2 separate regions of the Mus musculus genome follow, and region 1 is linked to region 2. The links are chromatin contacts, found by POLR2A ChIA-PET in ENCODE. All regions are on one chromosome and are shown on one strand. Each heading gives the region's core, a stretch centred on a gene start or an enhancer-like site at or near the end of the contact. The rest is flanking DNA. Distances are from core to core; before and after follow the strand shown.

Region 1 (7,465 bases), core at 1,797-4,296, 110 kb before region 2:
GAGAAAGCCAGGTGACAGGAGCATACTGTTGAAGGACATATTAAAACTCTGTTTCCCAACAGCCTCTCTGCATACACTAGCACCATGACATACAACAGCCTCTCTGCATACACTAGCACCATGACACACAACAGCCTCTCTGCATACACTAGCACCATGACACACTGCTTCACTTTGGCAACAAAGGCGAGTAACCGTGAGTTAAAGCTGTGGCCACCCTGAACCTCTCCTTCCTTTAAGCTGGTTACTTTGGGTAATCTGCCACAGTAACAGGAAGCTGACTAACAAAGACTTGGATTTCAATTCCACATCCCTACACAGAGGGAGAGACTATCTTCTGTAAGGCTGTGGAGTGATTTAAGGCAGACAACTTAAGTAAAACATAAAGTTAAATAAATATTGGTTCCCTATCTTATTTAAAAGCAGATAGAGCAAGCACATCTCTAAGGGTCCTCTGCTGCGGGCCCCAGACAAGTGTTCTGGTGTCAGCAGTCCCGTGGAATCCTTTTGTATCTTCTATGATCTCCCAACTGCTCAATGTGAACTCTGCTTTACTCACCTTCTGTCAAAATCTGCTTCAAGAACGACTGTTTGAAGAAGCTCCAAGCCAATCCTGCCTCCTTCCAGTTGACAAATGCCTGAAAGAAAAATGAGCATAAAACCACATCTCCAGCTTTTCAGATCTAAGCCTGGGCAGTCCATACGGCCCCAACTTGAATAGTTTCCCCTGACTCTTCAATCAGTGCTAAGAGCATAGAAGACATCCAAACATACCAGAAAATGTATATGACGGATAAGATTTGAATCGTGAATGTTTCCTACGGCCATGTGTTGACCTGATTGGAAGGTGGCAGAGCCTTTTAAGGGTGCCCAGTGAGAAGGGCTTAGGCCACCAAGGGTGTGCTTTGAAGGGCAGTGTGGGACCCCAGCCCCTTCTCTTCTTTCCCTTCCTTGTCAGGAGGAAAACTGTTTTGTTCAGCCATGCACTTCTGCCACAGTGTGCTACCCTGACACGGGCCCAGAGCCTCAGGACCAACTGACCATGGACGGAAACTTCCAGATCCCAGCTCGTTGGGCCTTCCCATCCCAACTCACCTAACCTAGACACGCCCAGAGGCTCCTTTCCCATATGATTCTAGTTCCTGTTGGGTTGATAATCAATATTAGTCGTTATACTATGTAACCAGGCTGGTTTTATTTATGACCCTCCTACCTCGGCCTACTGAGATTACAAATATACAACACCACACCTAGCTAATTAAAACTTGTAGTGAGAATTTTGGTTTCTTTAAAAACATAGAAATGTTATAGGAATATGTTTTTATTTTAATTCCAGGCATGGGATATGGGGCTGCTTTAGACTGTCCATAGCGGCAGACTATGATTTGCCTCGTGCTCTGGCAGGGCTGTGATCCTGCCAACTGCAGATAGTTTCTGCAAGTATATGACAGGATGCTGAAGGCTCTTGAGAGAATATAAAAACGCTAGATCCCTGAGACAGGTAAGGCAGCCACTACTCCTCTGCTGCTGGCTGGAGATATTCTGACAAACATCCAAATTGCCCAAGGACCTTGACACCCTAAACAACAGGAGGTCGTCTAACAATACCGATGCTCCCTCTCCTCTCTAGCCTTCCTCTACAACTTAGTGTTGGGGGTTGGAAGGGATAAGGGGAGAGAAGGGTGATAGAAATAAGAGCCTATAAAGTAGCTAAAAGTCTGGCTAAAACAAAACAAAATGGTGTGTGTGTGTGTGTGTGTGTGTGTGTGTATGTGTGTGCACACAATACAGGCAGGTAGGTATGCATGCCACAGTACCTGTGTGGCGGTCAGGGGACACCTTTGTAGAACCAGTTTTTTCCTCCTCTGTTTACATGGATTTCAGGGTTTGAATTCAGGTTACCAAGTTTGTTTGGCAAGAGCAACTTTACCAGCTGAGCCACTTGATTTGCTAAGGATGACTTTGAACACCCTATCCTCTTGCCTCAAGCTCCCAGTGCTAGGATCACAGTCCACACTACCATACCTGGTTCATAGGATGCTGGAAATTGAAACCAGGCAAAAACCTTAACAGATGAGCTAGCCTGTTCCTATTTTTAAGGTAGGGTCTTATGTGGCCCATGTGGCCTTGAACTCAGTCTGCAGCTAAGCTGAGGATAACGCTGAACTCCTGATCCGCCTGCACACCTACCTAGTGCTAGAATTATAGGCACACCATCACATCCTGCTTCCCAGTGTTAGTATACTAACTCAAAATACCACTTTTGCCGTGTGCTGAATATGAAGAATTAGGCAGCATTTCACGTTACTTTTTCTACTCTAACCTTTAAACTGCAGTGTGTATTCTAACCTTACTATCGCCTCAATTCTAATTATTCCAAAATGCTCACAGTCACATGCAGCTCAGGTTAGACGACCTGAGCACCTCTGAGAACGCAGGGCTCCTCTCAGCCCTGACTCCTCTTCTCTTTTCTTATAGACTAGAAGAATGCAGGCCTGAGTCCTCCCAGACTGCACTGTCTGCGGGAAGTCAGTGAGCTCTGAGCAGGTGCCAAGGCATCTCTAGCCCTGAAGTAAGCCTTCTCCAGGCAGAAGACATTGAGCTTAACACTGCCCAACCATTGCTTTTCCCCAGAACAAGAGCTGCCAGACATCACCACAAGAGGGCACTGTGGACCAGGAATACTCAGACAGATCTGTCCCTGGGCCGCTCTGGAGAAGTGAAGGCATAGATAGATCTCTTTCACATCCCCCTGTACTGGCACAGTCCCCTGAGGGATCTGTGCTGTTTTCAAAGGAAATGAAAAGTTGAAATTTGCCGCCCACTGGCTCTGGGGTCGTGTGTGTGTGTGTGTGTGTGTGTGTGTGTGTGTGTGTGTGTGTGTGTGTGTGTGTGTCTCGCCAAGACAGTCTCACTTAGGTAGCCCTGGCAGGCCGCAAAAATCTGCAAGTATTCTTCCTCCTCGCACTCATTGCTGGGATTAGAGGTCTGAGCCAGTTGCCCAGACTCCATTATGCTCCTATTGAAGCCTGCCTGCCTGCCTGCCTGCCAGTAAGTAGTAAATGTGTTTGGGGAAATAATTCAGCTTTCTAAAGAGAAAGTCCTTGGGAGAGCGACTCTAATCTGGAAGCTTATAAAAGGACTTCCTCTCCTAATGCTTCAGTGTCGATGGCCACACTGCTTACAACAGCCGAAGTGCTCATTAAGGACACATTCACAGGAAGTCCACTTTGGGGCTCTGGTTCTCAGGCCACTGACGGGTAGAAAAGAAGCAACTTCTGGGGACTTGTACCCTTCTATTCAGAAGGGGTCTTGCTGGGATGGTGAAGGAGACTGGTTTACAAAGCTGGGTTGGTGCGATTGCACCCTGTTCCTAAGCAGACCTTCTAGAGCCTTACTGTGCTTAACGGGAACACTGAGGCTTGGGAGGTGAAAGGTGATGGATCGGCAGTAACTGTAGGGAAGGCTGAGAAGGAACCAGGCTCATCCTGCTGAGTCACCATTCCCTTCCCAAACTCTGTGACTCAGGATGATCAGCCGTGTGCCTCCCACACTGACAAGTCATTGAGAAGTGGAGGCCACAGCCCATCGCCTCCACCACCCATACAGCACTCTCCTTCCCCCTTTCTCTTCCTACCCCAGTCCTTACAGGCCACCGATGGCCCCAGACTTGCCCACCTCAGGACCATCCTCATCACTTCGTGTCTCCCACAGAGATGTCTCACTTACAACTTGCCTAGTGCGTCCTTTTACTGTAGGTTTAGACTTTGGCATCAAGCTTAGAGTCTAGGGCTTAAACTGCTTCTTGACTTAGCCCAACGGCCATAGGCAAGATAGTTAACTTTGCTAAGTCTTGGTTTATCATCTGCAAAATGAGATTACATTATACCTCATATTTAAGATCCCCTAGACATGGTGACACATGCCTGTAGTAAGAGCGCTCAAACTCTGAAGCAGGAGGGACTAAGAGCCTAGCCAGCTCCATGGTGAGACCCTGTCTTAAAAGAGACAAATCCTATTTGATGGAGCTGGTAGGGGACTGAATGACAGAAAAACAAGATACCACGAGGCTCCTCTACATGGCACCATTCAAAACCTTCAGATGTGTGTGACAGCCCAGGCTTGTAACCCAGCACTCAGGAAGTAGGGACAAGAGATTCATAAGTTCAAGGGCATCCTCAGCTACATAGTTAAAGGCTAGCTTGGCTTACCTTAGGCCCTGTTAGATTCTGGGAGAAGGAGAACCATTGTCTGCAATCATATGCCCACCTGGTTCCAATGATAACTCCAAACCCACAGCCACACAGAAGCCCCTGCCCTCACCCCTGCTAAACTCAGTGAGTCACAAAATAAAATGAAGCTGCGGAGTCCACCAGAGCCAGCGTGTCTTCAGTGTGAGTCCATGCCGAATTGCTGTGGTGGAGACCTGAGACACTCGCCAACCACACTGCATCATTTGGTGTCCTTGGAGCAGACACCCAGGGTGGACGGGGCACTCAGGGTTGGGACTGAGAATGTGGCCATTTGAGTCATGAAATGAGAAAGAGGTCTGTAGGAAATGGCAGGGTGGACGAGGGTAGTAGGAACCTGGGACAGGGAAAGCCTTTCAGTAAAGTACTATACATGTACAAAATTGTTGAAGAACAAATTTAATTTTTAAAAATTAAAAATGGCAAATCTTTTTGCATTCTAAAAGCAAACCAAACCACCTGTAAGTTCTACTGCTCCAACAAGTTCACACTCCACTCTACTGAAGTCATTGCCACTTGCTGAGAGCCACATGCCATGTCCACCTCCCTTCATAAGCTCCACCCACCCTTCTTTTCCTCTCCTTGACTGGTCTACTCAATCCCCCCACTATCCCCATATTTCAATCCCAACCCAGCAAGGGGCACAGAGCAGGCCTGAGCACATCTGTTTCCTTCCTGTGGCTCCATGCATCACCACACATCACTGTTCACTTCTGCCCACCCATGTTCAGCTCCAGCTCAAAGGCAGCTTCCTCTAGGAAGCCTTCCTAAAAGATCCCAGACAGACTTCTCCATCCACCCTGACCGTCTGCTCTGATGGCACTAAACGCAGTCTTGCAGTGTGGTTGGCGAGTGTCTCGGGTCTCCACCACAGCAATTCAGCATGGACTCATGTGGAACACACGCTTGCTGTGGTGAACGCTGCAGCTCTACTTAAATATTTCAAGTTACTCAGACATGCCAAAGAATATAAACAGTGGTCATCATTTGAGGTACCATTAGCTTATTATAAATCCAAATGAATACCTATAAAAAACCCGTAATTCTAAAAGACTAGGAAAGGAAACCGAAACATTTGGTCCAGCTGATCTTTCTTGCAGATGATTGTAAGCAGTTTTACCGAGGAGCTGCTCCAAGGAGCCACGCAGGTATGCCGCTTGTGGGAGAGCTGAATGCAGGCTATTCTCTTCTTGTTCTTTGTTTTGTTGTTGTTTTGGGGGTGGAGACTCACTATGCAGACCAGGCTGGTCCTCCTTGAACTTAGAGAGATCTACCTGCCTCCCAAATGTTGGGATTAAATGCACACACCACTACACCTGGCCTAAGACCCCTTCCTCTCTTTACCCCTTTAGAAATAACAAGCCTGAGTAAGTTTTCTACCTGGAACTTCCCAATCTTTAAGTAAATAAAAAACTAGCATGGTCAATAAGCCCAACTCTTTTGGAAGACTGGTTAACCACACAGACCTAACATGGTCCATAGAAAGCAATTACAAGGAAGAGGATCCAAAACAAGCTGTCTGGTTTGGGGTTTAGTCACTTAACTCCTCTGAGCACCAGCTCTCGCATCTGTAAAATGGAGACGAGAGCAGGGTCTTACAGACATTACTATATCCTCAGACTTTTTCCTGATTTTAACCTTGGGGCAGAGTCTTTCTAAGCTGTCAGGCAGTCCTGAGCTCCCCAGACAGCCCAGGAACTCCATGGACTCTTAGCCACCAGCCTCTGCTTCTAGAGTAGCTGGGCTTAGAGGCCTGTGCTATCACGATCATCTTACATGGTTCTTTTCAAAATACAAACAGCTTCACGGAGCTCCTGACGTCTTCAGAGGAGTTACATGAGCCATAGAAGCCAATGGTTTCACTTTAAAAATAGAGTCTGTAGTTGCAGTCTACAGTCCCAACCAACTCAGACGATGAGAAAAGACTGTCTGAGCTCAAGAGGTAGCACTTGGCCAGGCAAAAGAACAAACAAGCAAAAACACAAAACCAAACAAACAAAAAGCCAGAGTCTGCAGGCTTCAGCTCTACTCCTGTTGCCTCCCAAATCAAGAGGAAACTCTCTGAGGCCTAGAAACGTCCCTTCCTGGCTATCTGCAACCTGAATCACACCAATCATGGAGTCAGCCGTTTCAGGATTGGGGCAGCTGTCCCAAGGATACAGGTGCAGGTACTCTCAGTTAAACTGTAACGTGCTCACACCACTGCCAATGGTGTTAGCCTTGCTTCAGATGGTGATACCGACTTGTGCCAGGCCACGGTTAAGCCTATACAGGCTCCATCTCATTAGGCCCTCAAAACCTTATAAGGAACAGGTCCTTATCACCCTTACTGGGCATGTAAAGAAACTATTAACAACTCAACAAACACTCCTTTCCAAAACATGCTGGAGAACAGAGAGGCTGGTCAATATGAAAAGCTGGTCAGGTCACAGTGGGCACTGGGAGACCCTAGTGTGGGAGAGACTCCTCTAATTTGGAATCCTAGCCATTTACACCCACAAATGAGACATAGTGGTGGCCAAAACTGTCCTGGGTTAAGGTCTGCTAAGAGCCAGCTGATGAGAACGGAGCACTCCTTGCTAACAAGTGAGAACACAGCAGGCTCTGACATCTAATACCTGGGCCTTCCTTACCATTGTGTAACAGGACTCCATGAATTCAGAGCCTCTGTTCCCACAGATCTGCTACCTTCTCAAGTAATCACAAAAGAGAAGTGAAGCAGATACCCTTCTACTACAAAGAAACAAACAACAAACCAGCAAACAGGTGCTGAGAAAAAGACAGGAGCCCAGCATGAAGCAGCTACGTGGTGTCCTGTCCCCTGAGAGGCTCTGGTTCCAGGCTGGCAATAGCACTGACCCCATCAGAGTGGGAAATGCAAGACAAACCGCCAGAGAGGGAAAAGGGGTCGAACATGATGAGGCTTCACTCCTGCATGCCAGCATCCAGCTTTCTCCTTTGGTCTGATGGGAAAGTAGTCATGTGAAATGCTGCCCCACTCCAAGATCAAAACAAAACAAAACAAAGCCAGACATTATCTTTCTTATCTTTCATACCAGCACTCAGGAGGCTGAGGCAGAATTGCAAGCTTGAGACCAGTATGGGATAAATAGCAAGACTTTGTCTCAAAAAGGTCCAAAATGAGACAACAACCACTGGGGGTTATCCCTGCATTCTCAGAATCCTGGACTGTCTCTGCCAGAGGTCAATCCAAG
Region 2 (7,038 bases), core at 105-2,604:
GGACCCCGGAGACCTCTGGAACACAATTTGATCCTCTTCAAATGCAAGGGCAAGGAGTCCAGGCCAAGCTTCTTGGTGCCAGTCAGACATGGGGGTGGGAGGCAGGCTCCTCTGCTACTGCCAGGGTCCAGGCACTGGACTGAGTCTGTGTGGTAGCTCATGTACTCAGAGCAAACCTGGCCTGGAAGCCAGACTCTGGGGTGGCTCCCTCTGTCCTGTAAGTCTCTCATCTGAAAAGGTGCTGCCTGTATCACCAGCTTCGGGGCTTTGAGAGCAGAAGACGGAACGTATTTATCTTACTTAGCCCCAGTCAGGCAAGAAGAGCAGCCAGGGGGCAATGTGGGCCGGCTCAGCCTGAGCCACTGAGGCCCCCCTCTCAACGTTACCAAGTAGGGAGCGGGGGTTACCTGGCTTTGTCAAAGTATTTGCCTGTGTATGCCATCCCGCAAGCAGCTCCCAGGCCCTGGCCCAGGGAGCCAGTGGCCACATCGGTGAAGGCTTGTTTCTGTCACAAGAGAGATCCGGAGTTATTCAAGGGTCCAGTAAAGAGCTGTTTGTTTCCAACTTACATTCCCCTCCCCCACCATGTCAGTCAGGGCAGCATCCGCACCCAGAGCCAGTGAGTGCATCCCTCTCCGCAGAAGAAGGCCCTTCTTATTCAGACAGCAAAACCACTATGGGAGTGGGTTCAGTTCCAAACCCTGTCCCCTAGTGAACTATGTGACGTCAGGCTGGAAACTAAACCTCTCTGAACTTTAATGGCCTTGTGTATAAGCACAGCTTACCACATACAGAAGCTAGAGGTCAGCGATAGAGAAAATATAATAGATGATAGAGAGCATCCGGCCTTAGTGAACACCGACATCGCAGTGTGCCAGCGATGTGCCAGCACGTGCTGGGAGCAATTTGGTACAAACGGCTTCATTGCCTAGGTGCCTCTGTACCCACGGTACCACCTCTTTAAGTCTCTCTAGGGACCTCTCTTCTTGAGTGATAGTACCTACTCATGGCTCAGGGGCTCGTGGGGGGAGGGGGGGGTAAGGGAAGCTCGGGGTTCATCCTTGGTCAGTACAAGAACTTGCCCCGTGCTGGGGAGCACACAACGTGCTCCCATCCCTCACTTTCCCTCCTCATCATAGTTGGCTCCCCTGCCTCATTCCTCTCCCTTGCGCCTAGGACAGGAAGATGAGGCCGGGGTCCAGGAGGCTGCCCGTCAGGGGACTTACCGGGACAGGATGCCCGTCCAAGTCAGAGCTGATCTTCCTCAGGTTCAGCAGCTCGGCCTCGGGTAGGAAGCCAGCTTCAGCCCAGACTGCATATAAAATGGGAGCTGCATGGCCCTGTGGGGGTGGGGAGGATGCACAAGGAGGCGGTCACGGGCAGAGCCGCTGGGATCATTCCTACAGCGCATGGGCAGGGCCGCTGGGTTCATTCCTACAGCGCATGGGCAGAGCTGCTGGGATCATTCCCACCACGCGTGGAGCTTGGGGTCTGGCCGAGCAGGCCAACCAGGATATCCATTTCAGATGAGGAAGCCAGAGAAGAGAAGGCTTCTCCCCTTTCATTCCTCTCCAGATTCTTGGTTTCCAGCCCAAAGTTCCCACAGTCAAAAGTGGGTAGACGCCATGTCAGACAGGTGCAGGGTCACAGCTGTGCAGCCGCGGGAGTCCAGCACTCCAGCAGGCAGCAGCCACCCTAATCCTCGTTTCTGGCATGGAACATACTTGGACGGAGTTTTAAGCCCTACAGCCTGCCCTGGGAAGCGAGAGGCTGTCGAGCCAGGCCAGAGGACAGGTGGATTTGGGGGCAATTGTGGTATGGTCTGTGGCTGTGATTTTTACTAGAAGAGGAAAGGCAGGGTATCTGTACTCCCAAACTGCAGTGGAGTGTCACTCATAAGGAGAGCAAGCCTTGGTCCCCAGGATGCTAGCACAACAGGATTCAGGCAGAAGATAAGAAGGAATCCAGACCTTCTGACCTGGATTTGAGTGCTGCCTGCCGGTATCAAAACTGAGCACACACCCAGCAGAAGCACAGGTTCCGCTGCTGCCCTGTACCCTGCTTTGAAGAGTCTTTCTGATGTACCAGGCTACCCGAAGAGTGGAATTGGTTCCTTAGCTCCGGTTCATTACCAGACCGGCACAAGACATAAAGGAGATGTAGGACCAGCAGGTGGGCTAGGGCTCACACTGAATTCCAGGGTCCTTACCCGGCCCAACCCCAGGTAGGTGTGGCAGGCGGCAGGGCTCTTACCTTAGAGAGCACAAATCGATCATTGTGAGGGTTTCGGGGATCCAGGGCCTTGTAACGCATGGTATGGAAAAACAGGACAGCCATGATCTCGGCAGCGCTGCAGCATGATGTGGGGTGGCTGTGGCCAAGGAGAGAAGACAGACATGAGCACTGTGGCCCCAGACCCTGACCTACAACATCCATTCTGGCATGTGTCAGGGGCCTGAGGATGCCTGTTCTGAGGAGACTCACAAAGGCCTGGCCCATCAGAGAGAGCCACATGCTCCCACTCCTTAGAAACACGGTATGGGTTTAAAGGAGGCCACTGTTGATGGCTTAGGATCTGGTGTTGCTAATGGGTCCCAGGGACTGCCATGCCTTTCAGAGAGTACCCAGTATGAGGGTAGAGCTTACTCTCTACCTAGGAGTTCCTAGAGGGAATCTAAGGACTGGGGAGGGATAATACAACTGACCAAGGAGGCCCACCCCAAAGAGACTGCCCAGAGCTCACCTGCTTATGAGGAGCATTCTGCCCACCCCAGGGTGCCCTGGCGGTATAGGCAGAGGGATAAGGGAAGGTTGGTTTGTAAACCCAAAACATCGGACATTAGTTTTCTGGTTGTGTTTTGAATGGCCACTCTGAAAGCTAGCACTCAGAACCATGCAACACACAAGCTCCTATCCTGAAGGTAAAATCCCTTCTGCCTGCCAGAGGTGGGGCTGGCAAGAACTTGCCCTTCCAGTTCTGGAGTGGTAGGGTCTCTATTTTAGAGTCTCGTTTTGATAGCTGAATGGTTTTAGAAAGCACAAGGATTATATCCTAGAGACCAGATTAGTTTAGGTCTCACAGGATCGCTTGATTAACCTGGCCCCTACCCTGGGAATGGGGCCAGAGTCAGCCTAGCCATTCTCTATGAAGGTCAGCCTCTCCCACATGCAGCTCAGCTCGGCCCTGCTGTCGTTGTTCCAGACGCTTCACACTAAAACATGCCAACACGAAGCCCAAGGGCACATGCAGCCTTGGGTGGGGGGTCACAGCAGCGGCCTCCTCCCCTCTGGGGCTCCCCATCAGGTTAGGAGTAAATCGCTCTCAGCATAGACGAGTTAGTAAAGGGGTCCAGAATGGTCCATGCTGGTTTAGTTCCCAACACACAGTAGCCTCATACTTAACCATCTCTATGAGAACTCCTGGTCATGGGGGAAAGACACTACACCTGAAAAGAGGGAGGTGAGGACAAGTGAACGAGAAAGTCTTGCCTGTCTCACGGGACCCTAGTCCCCAGCTCCCAGCACCAACCTCAGTTGCAGAACACCCCAAACCAAGTACCCTTCCCACCTGAGTCCAGCCTCATCCCCAAGATGACTCAGCGGTTAAGAGCTCATACCCCTCTTCCACAAGTTCCAAGGTCCGCTCCCAGTACCCTTAACCCAGCTCCAGGGGTTCTGACACCCTCTGGCCCCCATGGGTACCTACACATGTATGCATATACCCACACACAGACACACAACTGAAAATAAAATAAATCTTAAAAAAAAAGTGAATGCAATAAAAATCTGAGGGGGAGGGGGAGATTCGAAATGTCTCGGCTGTTGTGAGGAAGCTTCAGTGGGGAAGGAAGTGCCCAGCAAAATAGGAGTGGGGACTCTGCCTACTGACCGCGGGGTGACACTTGCATGGCCACAACTAAGGACTCTCAGAGAAACTATATGGCACAGTGATGTTTGTGGCAGAGGAATGCCTAGGCTCACGAAGAGGACACATGGAGGGAGAGATCTTGTTGATTGATAAATAGAACAAACCATTGATTTAAGCTCTCCTAACTAGGCCCCAAAGAGGCAACCTGTAACACATCTGGCCAGCTGCAGATGTAGTCTTCATATCCACTAAGTACACCCTATGTGCCTTCTGAATGGGGGGGGGGGGTGGGCACAGGCTGCCACATACATGGGAGGTATGACTCACTCATCTCCCCGGGGCTGTCTTTGTTTATGAAGGGGATGCTATGAAGAGATGCTTGGGTAACCCAGTGAAAGCTAATGCAAATGTTGATTGGCCACTGCCAAACCTTTTAGGGCCTTCAATGACTCATCTATAGGCCAGGACCCTGGTTCACCTGAGTCACTCCATGCAAGAGAAGAGAATGAACCAAAGATTGAGAGAAGGTGCTGGAAGCTGTAAAGTGCTGAGCACCAGGGAGACAGACACGGCCACTCTGAAACCCAGGGACCTGTGGCTTCAAGGACTGAACCCTCCTTGCAGTCCTGGCCACCTGAGCCGATGCCTGCAGGTGCTATCTGTAGTTCACCTGAAGACATTGGCTGAGCAGAGGTGGGGGTATCTACCCTACCACCTGGCTCTTTGTGCTACACAGAAGTTTCAAATAGACTTGGCTGCTCGTTAAAAAATGCTGCCTTGGCCCAAGGAGCCATTTACTATCTGGATCAAGTGGACTGAGTTTAAAGAGCAGAAAAAAAGATCTGTGTGACAACGTGTACAGGGGTACATACATGCATGCAGGTAGCATTGGTGGTCTTTCCTCAGGCACTGTGCACCTTAGTTGATTTCTGAGACAATCTCCTTGGCCTGGGACTTACCAGTCAAATTGCTGAACCCCATGAAGCCCCCACCCCTGCCTCATGCGTATGGAATTATGAGCGGATACCATACCCAGCTTCTTCATATGCGTTCTGAGGGCTCTCAGGTCCTAATGCTCATAAGGTATGAGCTAACACTCTAGCCCAGAAAAAAGATTCAAAATAAAACAAGAGCTACAGATGGCTCAGAGGTTAAGAGCACTGACGACTCTTCCGAAGGACCCAGGTTCAATTCCCAGCACCCACAATGGAGGTTGACAATCTTCAACTCCAGCACCAGGGGATCCAATGCCCTCTTCTGACTTCTATCATCACTGCATGTACAACATCCATACACATAACCTAAGAAATAGAATCCCCAGAAATTCATGAAACAGTAAGCGAATATTTAATAGAAAGAATGAGAGCTAAGAGCTAGTCCTTTCTAAGTTATTATTTGCAGGAGCGGTGCTGAGGATTGGAGCCAAGGCTGCTGAGCAAGGCAAACCCTCTAATAACACACTACTCGTCTAGCCCAAAGGCTAGTGCATACGGGGAATGAAGCAGTTGGGAGACTGACAAGCTAGCCAACTTTTGTCTGTCTGTCTGTCTTCTAGATTTTAAGACAGGGTTTCTCTGTATAAACCTGGCTGTGAAATTCATTCTGTAGACCAGGCTGGCCTTGAACTCAGAGATCTGCCTGTCTCTGCCTCCTGAATGCTGGGATTAAAACAACAACAATGCCACCACCACGAAGCATTGTTGTTGTTTTAAGTAGAACTTAAGGTCCAAGTATATGGTAAATATTCTGATCTACTGGATGTAAATAGATTTGAAAACAGAAAACGTTCTGGGGAAATATAATTTACCCAAACTTGTTCAAGGAGAAAACAAAAACAAAAAACAAAAAAACAAAAAAACAAAAAAAAGGAGAAAACCTGAGGCACTTGGCTGTATAGAATGAACATGTTGGAGAGGCCTAGTCCCCAAGACCCAGCAAGCCAATGTACAGGTATATACACAGGAGTGCAATCATATGCTCCAAATGTACTCTACATGTTCCCACAGCAAGGAATAATCTGGAACCAAGCCTTGCATGCATCAATAGAATAGATGAATGAAATACAACGGGGCACCATAGCAGTAGCAATTCATGACCCAACATCAACGTCACCTCACTAACACAGCATGAAAACTGTACACCAGAGACAATACAGAGAAGGTATTGTTTGTAAATATATACACATGTAATTTATGCACATTATATAAAGAAGACAGAATAAAGGCGCATTCAGGGTGTTTTGTGGGATAGCAGGAGATAAGGAAAGATAAGGTGACAAAGAAGTCGCCTCCTTCTCTATCGACTCCCCATCTTATTTTGTGAGACAATCTTTCATTGAACCTGCAGTCACTAACTGGCTAGACAGGGTGGCCAGTGAGCTCCGGGGTTGCTCTAACAGAGCTGGGACTACAGGTGTGCATTGGAGATCCAACCTCAGGTCCCCACACTTGCATACAGCTTTTTTTTTAATGCACCCATCTCCCTCCCAACTTTATATTTGGTAAATTGGGTGTGGTGGTACACACTTGTAATCTTAGCACTTTTGAGGCAGAGGCAAGAGGTTTTCCCATGAATCCAAGGACATCTTGCTCTCTATAGTGTGTTCCAGGCCGGCCAGGTTTATAAGATAAGACCTTGTTCCTGAATAAATTCAGGGTGTCAGATAGAAGTCCCTCAGACACTGAGCTGATTCTTGCCCAGAACGAACCTAACCCTGGACCCCAGGCCATTTCTCTGGATCTTCACCCTGCTTTCCCTCCTCTGAACCAGCTAAGTTAATAGTTGCACTGATGTCATCACAGATCAAGTCTAATGGATTTTACATTTGGGGCTGGGACTGTCTGGGTTCTCAGAAGCCAGGCGACCTGTCCCGGCCATCAGCAGAGCTAGGACAAAGCAGGATGGTAAGAGAGACTGGTGAATGAACGTGCGACATACAAGTGATATGATAGTTATGATAGTGAGCTATAGAAAGAAATGAAAGAAGAATCATGCCACCACATGAACACATCGACATCTTATATCACGTGCAAGGAGCCAGCCCCAAAAGACCTCATTCTGTCCAGTTGCATTATGATAAAGTATCCAGATGAATTAAATTTATAGAGACAGGAAATCAGACCCAGTATGGGATGAGACGGAAACTGCAGTTGGGCAAGAGAGACCTTTCA

The links. ChIA-PET counts read pairs that join two places held with the same protein, here RNA polymerase II (POLR2A).
Region 1: POLR2A ChIA-PET joins it to region 2 with 10 read pairs in Patski. The contact joins two enhancer-like sites. POLR2A ChIA-PET finds 5 or more read pairs at or near these places in 2 of 5 experiments (Patski and embryonic stem cell).

Annotation. Positions count from the first base shown.
Region 1 is chr14:30,667,343-30,674,807 of GRCm38, reverse strand. It overlaps Rft1 (RFT1 homolog), which reads right to left. Exons shown (of 13, transcript NM_177815.3): 7 at 560-638. Among named protein-coding and RNA genes, the nearest start is that of Rft1, 17 kb to the right of the region's middle. Within about 2 kb of position 3,046, at least 1 of the 3 ENCODE cell types and tissues checked has a DNase peak (open chromatin) inside an H3K27ac peak, as active enhancers do.
Region 2 is chr14:30,554,054-30,561,091 of GRCm38, reverse strand. Tkt (transketolase) reads right to left here. Exons shown (of 14, transcript NM_009388.6): 2 at 2,254-2,371; 3 at 1,227-1,340; 4 at 408-505. Among named protein-coding and RNA genes, the nearest start is that of Tkt, 8.4 kb to the right of the region's middle. Within about 2 kb of position 1,354, at least 1 of the 3 ENCODE cell types and tissues checked has a DNase peak (open chromatin) inside an H3K27ac peak, as active enhancers do.